Linked DNA regions of Homo sapiens: region 1 is linked to region 2. A link is a loop called in an ENCODE intact Hi-C map of the cell type or tissue named here. Cell type or tissue: heart left ventricle. All regions are shown on one strand. Links, peaks and the distances in the headings refer to the core of each region. The heading gives the core; the rest is flanking DNA. Region 1 overlaps SAMD9L (sterile alpha motif domain containing 9 like). Region 2 has its middle 2.2 kb from the start of HEPACAM2.

Evidence for each region. Peaks named below come from ENCODE experiments on the same cell type or tissue, not always from the same donor. Only the 100,000 strongest peaks of a DNase experiment are listed, where the experiment ranks them.
Region 1: a loop joins it to region 2, with 2.0 times the contacts of the local background. A loop is called at or near these places in 11 of 110 quality-filtered maps.

Annotation. Positions count from the first base shown.
Region 1 is chr7:93,143,676-93,146,603 of GRCh38, forward strand. SAMD9L (sterile alpha motif domain containing 9 like) reads right to left here. Exons shown (of 5, transcript NM_152703.5): 3 at 1,710-2,365; 4 at 1,057-1,158. Among named protein-coding and RNA genes, the nearest start is that of SAMD9L, 3.2 kb to the right of the region's middle. In heart left ventricle, for the core only: no CTCF peak of the experiment used is centred there; no DNase peak of the experiment used is centred there; H3K4me3 peaks cover 161 bases.
Region 2 is chr7:93,227,155-93,230,082 of GRCh38, forward strand. It overlaps a transcript of HEPACAM2 not described here. Among named protein-coding and RNA genes, the nearest start is that of HEPACAM2, 2.2 kb to the left of the region's middle. In heart left ventricle, for the core only: CTCF peaks have their summits at 1,282 (motif pointing left) and 1,483; no DNase peak of the experiment used is centred there.

The sequences.
Region 1 (2,928 bases), core at 90-2,589, 84 kb before region 2:
AGAATTCCACCATTTCCCATTGGTAGCTGAGAATATATTTAACAACTTGAAGCTATTATGTATTCAATATTACTTTCATGTGAATTTTGCCCTCTGTCAATTATAAGCATCTTATATGATCTATAATCCATAGGTAGTTGGAACTGTTATTTAATTCAGGTGACAGTGATTTGGGCAAAAGTCTTTAATAATGCTTTGACATAACCCTTTGGCTCTTTCTGTGACTTAAACCTTACACCCTAGACTGCAGGCATAGTTTTAAACATGAGGGCTTTCATGTTTAGCAAGAAGCTACACAGTGTGTATAAAGGTGGAGGAGTTGTGATCAGAAAAATGATGTCACGATTAAATTATGTCTCCTCTCAGTGAGCCTGTTTTCCCACTTATAATATAGGAAAATTGGACCAGAACTAGTGTTGTCTTAGCTATTGCTTGTTTTTGTTCTGCTTCTTCAAATAAATGCACCTGAAACCACTGTATCTAACATGGATAAAGGTGTAGCTGCTCTGGTTGGAGCTGGGCAGAAGACCTTCACCTTAACTCTATTCTGTTCTGGGATAATTTTGAAACACAGAGTTCTCTTTATTTGTACACTGGGCCCTCCCTATCAGTGGGTACCACATCTGTGGGTTCAATCAACCACAGATTGAAAATATTTGAAAAAAAAATTGCATCTGTACTGAAAATGTAAAGACTTGTTTTTATTGTCACTATTCCCTAAACAATAAATACGGTATAACAACTATATAATATTACATTGTATTAGGCATTATAACTAATCTAGAGATGACTCAAAGTACACGGGAGGATGTGTATAGGTTATATGCAAATACCTTGCCATTTCACATTAGGGATTTGAGCATGTACAGGTTTTGGTATCTGCGCAGGTCCTGGAATGGATCCCCTACAGATAATAAATTTTAGGATCTACTGCCTAAGGACTATTATTTTTCTCTCTTTAGGGACTAAGCAGGAAGGATCAAACTGGCCTGCCCTTGGCAAGCTCTGGTGCTCACCATCATGTCTAGGAGGCTGGGCCTCACTGGGCTCACTCACCTCACTGGGCTCACTCACTCACTTTCCGTGCCTCCGGGAAAGGATGCTCAGAATCCCAGCTGCAGCCCAGCAGGCCCACCCCTGCTCTGATCCTCTGTGTAGCTGAAATCGCAAAGCAAAAGTTAGTTTTATTTTCTTGAAGTGCAAGTTCAAATTATGTATTTCCTCCCATAGTCTCTATACAAGCTAGATGTGCATAAAAGTCTTACATAAAATGATGGCTAAACCTTGGAGGATTTTATTCTTTAATTAAATGTAACTTATAGGACAGAGTATGGCATAGCTGCACATGGCTACAATTTTCTACATGGTTTTGTATGCTTGGATTCCTGATCTCCTGGTCTATGTTTTACCCAGGTTTTTTAGCCTCACCCCAGAGCTTTCCACCTCTAGAAATATGCTGCACCGTCACCATGCTTGCTGGAAAGTTTCTTGTTTAAAAATTCTGCAATCAGCACAAGTTACATCTATTGATTCTCATATAAAAATAGTGATATTTCTCATTCCTTTTAAAATGGTTTCATAAGAAATAGCTTATGCACACTTGCAAGTATGTTCATTTTCAAAGTTCTGTTTTACTTTTTATAATTAGTTTTTAAAGATAGCTTTTAAAGAGAGTTGATTAAACAAGACTTTAATGATTAGAAACTTACCAGGGCTTTTCTGAAAACTTCTATCTTTATATTAGAAACATAAAATAAGTCTTCATGAGGCTGTTTGATCTGGATCCCTTAGATTAGTTCCCCTTTCTTGATAATTTGCAAGAGTCACGTTCTGGAAAGCAGCTATGAGGAAGCAGAGCTGTAGGCAGAACAGACTTGGTCCTTGTTCAGTTTGCCGGAGGATATACTTGTTGAGAACGTATTGCATAAAACAATGATATCACAACCAATTAAAATGCAATAGACTGGACTGCTGCTGAGGAAATGTTTATGAAACAGATTTTCCCCCCAACTTTCTACTATGAAAATGTTTGAACATACAGAAAATTTGAAAGAATAGTGAAAAGAATACCCTTCTCCTAGGTAGCATCTCTTTGTGTACTTACTTCTAAGAAAATAAATAAAACTCAAAAAGTATGTGACAGGTACACTTTATCTCTCTTCCAGCATTCCACATTCAATGTGGAGCAAATCCTATGGGGTGTATCTTCAAAATATACCCAGCATTTGACTACCTGACACCACTACCACCTGGTCCAAGCCTTCCTCATCTCTTTCCTGGATTATAGGAATAGCTTCCTTGCCAGGTTCCCTCTTGCTGTTATTGATCTCTTCAGGGACTTCTCAAAAAAGCAGCCGGAATGACCCTGTTAAAATGTAAACATCATATCAATGTTGTGTCCAACCCTGTCTGTGGCTTTCCATCTGACAAGGCCTCACACAATCTGGTACCCTGCTAATCCTCTGATATTAGGTCTTTTATTTTTCCCTCTAAATCTGGCCCAGTCCCCTGACCTCCTCGTTGCTTCCTGAAGGAAGCACCTGCCCCTGTTTCCAGCCACTACACTTGTTTTCCCTTCCTGGAATGTCCCTGGATACCAGCAGGGCTCACTCTTTCACTTTGTTGAGATCTTTTGTCAAATGTCACCTTCTCAGCAAGGCACTGTTTGGCCAGCCTACTGAAAACTTTATCCCACCTCCCAACATTTCCTATCCCTCTTCTGGCTTCATTTTTTATCTACTTAGGACTTACAAGCAGCAAATATTTTATATATTTTAACCTATTTATTTTCTGTCCAACCCATTATTCTATGCACTCCATAAGGACAAATTTCTTTACATTTTGTTCATTATCTGGCATTGCCTAGCACATAATAGCTTCTTAACAAAAATCTGTTAAATGAGTAACACATTTTCTTAGAGTAGTTAA
Region 2 (2,928 bases), core at 171-2,670:
TCACAGCTGATGCATAGAGGAAGTGAACCAATGATCTAGAAAAGATCTTACCTCTACTGCAGTGTCCAGGTTACAGGTTTTCAACCTGGTCTCTCCATTGTCATGGCAGCAGATAGTCTAAGCATGTCCGCTTAATTTACTAAGTTATTAGTTAACCCCTATTTGCAAGAAGGCTCTGGTTCTAGCCTTGTTATATAAAATGTTAAGGATATATCCAAATCTGCATCAAATCATCAAATCAAGGAAAATTCCTTGCATGCATCAGTTTTAACAGTAAAGGCCCACTGAAGAAGTTCAATGATAAGAGGGGAAGGAAGACTATACCTCAAGCATAATTAAAGTAAAAAAGGAATGATAGTAACTTTGGAATCCAAGTTTGGAAACACTCTTTGCATTAGGGCTCTGAACTCTTCTAGAAGGACTTCTATAAGCAAAGAAAGTAAGTGACTATTGGGAAAACGAAGTCCTCTTCAGAGATCAGTCACTTTCAGATCCCTCCATGCTTCAGAAAAATGGCAAGAGCTCCTCATGCTTCCCCCACCTCCCTGCAAAATAATAACAATGCCACAACTTTCTCTGCACTGTCTCTAAATCTGGTACACACATCTATTGCAGCACTTATCTCCTTAATCTTTATTTTATTGGATGTTTATTTTCCCTCTGAGCTCTCGAATACAGAGAATAATCTTATTCATTCATGGATGTTGGGCACGTAGCATAATGCTTAACTGGTATTTTTGTTAAGTTGTTTCTCCAGAAAACAAAACTCTAAGTGCTCCTTGGCCCGTCTTACGATTCTCAGTTGATGCGTAAGAAATACAAATAAATTTTAATATTGGATTGCACAAAATACAATTTGGAAAGTAATATGGAAGTTCTACAGATATCACATAGGTTCCCCCAACATCTTTTAGATTGATATTAATCTCCAATTGCCGTTATCAAATTAGCTGTTTTCAGTGTTTTTCAATCTAGTGCTGGATTATAATGAAGTTTGTTGGGTCCCTGGCAAAAAGAGAAATAAAGACAATGTACTGTGTTTTTCCCTAGTGTTAAATATACTCAATATAAAGGAGTTTTTTATTCTGAGATTTTCTTTGTTGTATTTGAAAATATTCCCTGTTTCATGACATAAGGTGATAGTAGATGCTACATTAAAAAATAAATGCCATATGAATCTTACTTGTAATCTTTTTATTTCATGGCACATATTGAAATATAATACGGCACATCTAGGGAAAGGGCTACTGGGATAATCATGACAAAGCGCCCTCTAGTGGTAAACTGTAGATATAAACTCTTACCTGCTGGAGTAACTTCTGATTTCAACATGTTTACACAGGAAGTGAGAAAAAGAGTGCTCAAGCTTAACTTCAACAATTGTTAATTTTTACATGATTCTTAAAAATAGTTTGAAGGTTTTATAATTATAAGAATTTTCCTACCATCCATATCTCACATCACACCTGTAACCCACTGGGAAGTTCTGCTGTTATCATTCCAGTCAGGAAAAAAGGGCCTGTAGTGTTACTGTTTACCAATCTTAGTTATATTTGCATTTAAAATGAGAAGGCTGATTAACCTAAAACAATCTATATCCACGGTGATTAAACTGCAAGCAATGTAAGGAGCCACTGGGATAGAGTATGCGTGTGTGTGTCCACGTGCATTTACAATGGGATATGGACACATATACTCCTGTGCAGGAGGGTGTGTGTGTGTGTGTGTGTGTGTATGTGTGTGTATGTTTGTTGGGGGCAGGGATTTTTATTACCTCTCAAATCACACTACACAGTTTACAATCTAGTTTATTTAAATTGCAGACTGGTATTACTTCATACAGTAAATGTCTGCTGCATGCATTTCAAACATCCACATTTTTAATCACAAGTAGCTAGCACACGCATGTTTTGCAGTGGCAGAAACAATTAAGGAGAGGTGGTGAAATGCCAAGGTCAATGTAGATGCAGAACAGTGGGGAATAAGAACTGGGGAAAGAAATGTTTCTTATTGTTGTAATTAGTGGATTCTCTCCAGTTTACAGGGAGAGTTAGCTGCCAGAGGAGGCTATCACATATGCCTATGCCTGTGCTAGTGTTCACTTCTGTAAAGTCTACAAAGCTGCCTCGTGGAAGCCTTGATCTATCTTATATGGCTGCTAAATACTAAGCAGTAATGTCTTCTTCCTGGGCACCTCTTTAGGTCACTACTTTACCTTTGGCAAGTGTTCTGTTTTCTGTTATGGCCTGCTCAAGAAGTGTAGTCATATCATCTTGGAGGGGCTGCATCTCTCCACTGCTTTGGTATTTGTGGAGTGGTAAGAAATTTTATCTTTCTAATCAAACCAGGATCTCAGCTTTTATTTAAGCTTCCAGACATTCCTCCTGTTTTGGGCCATTAGTAATATGCCCTTATCCTACTTTACTACTAATCCTATTGTTCTGAATCAGATCAATTTACTTAACTCTTGGCTCTGCACTCCTTTACCAAGGAATTGGTATCCAGCCAACCTTCCCCAGGATTTGGTGGCAGACCATCTAAACTTTCCATTATTTTGCACTGGACTATCACTAACAACAGCTCTCAGGTAAATGTGAAAGTCCTGAATAAATCTTAAAAATAAATACCTTTTTGAAAATTGGAAAGGAAATAGCAGCATGTCCAACCTTTTAAAAAGTGTTTGTTAGGATGCCAAGTTTTTTGTTTTTTTGAGCGTAGACAGATAGAAATGAATAACGTAAGGTTCAATTATTTCATATAGTGTTAAGGTATGCTGAATTAGAAAATATAGTTTATTTAGACACCAGCGCTGATTTACTTTACAAGCTTTCAATATTATAGTTATAGCCTTAAAACATTTAGAAGACTGTATCCATTTTTATCCATTTCTCCAGTTTGTAGGAAATAAACTAAAATGTAGAGTTTTGG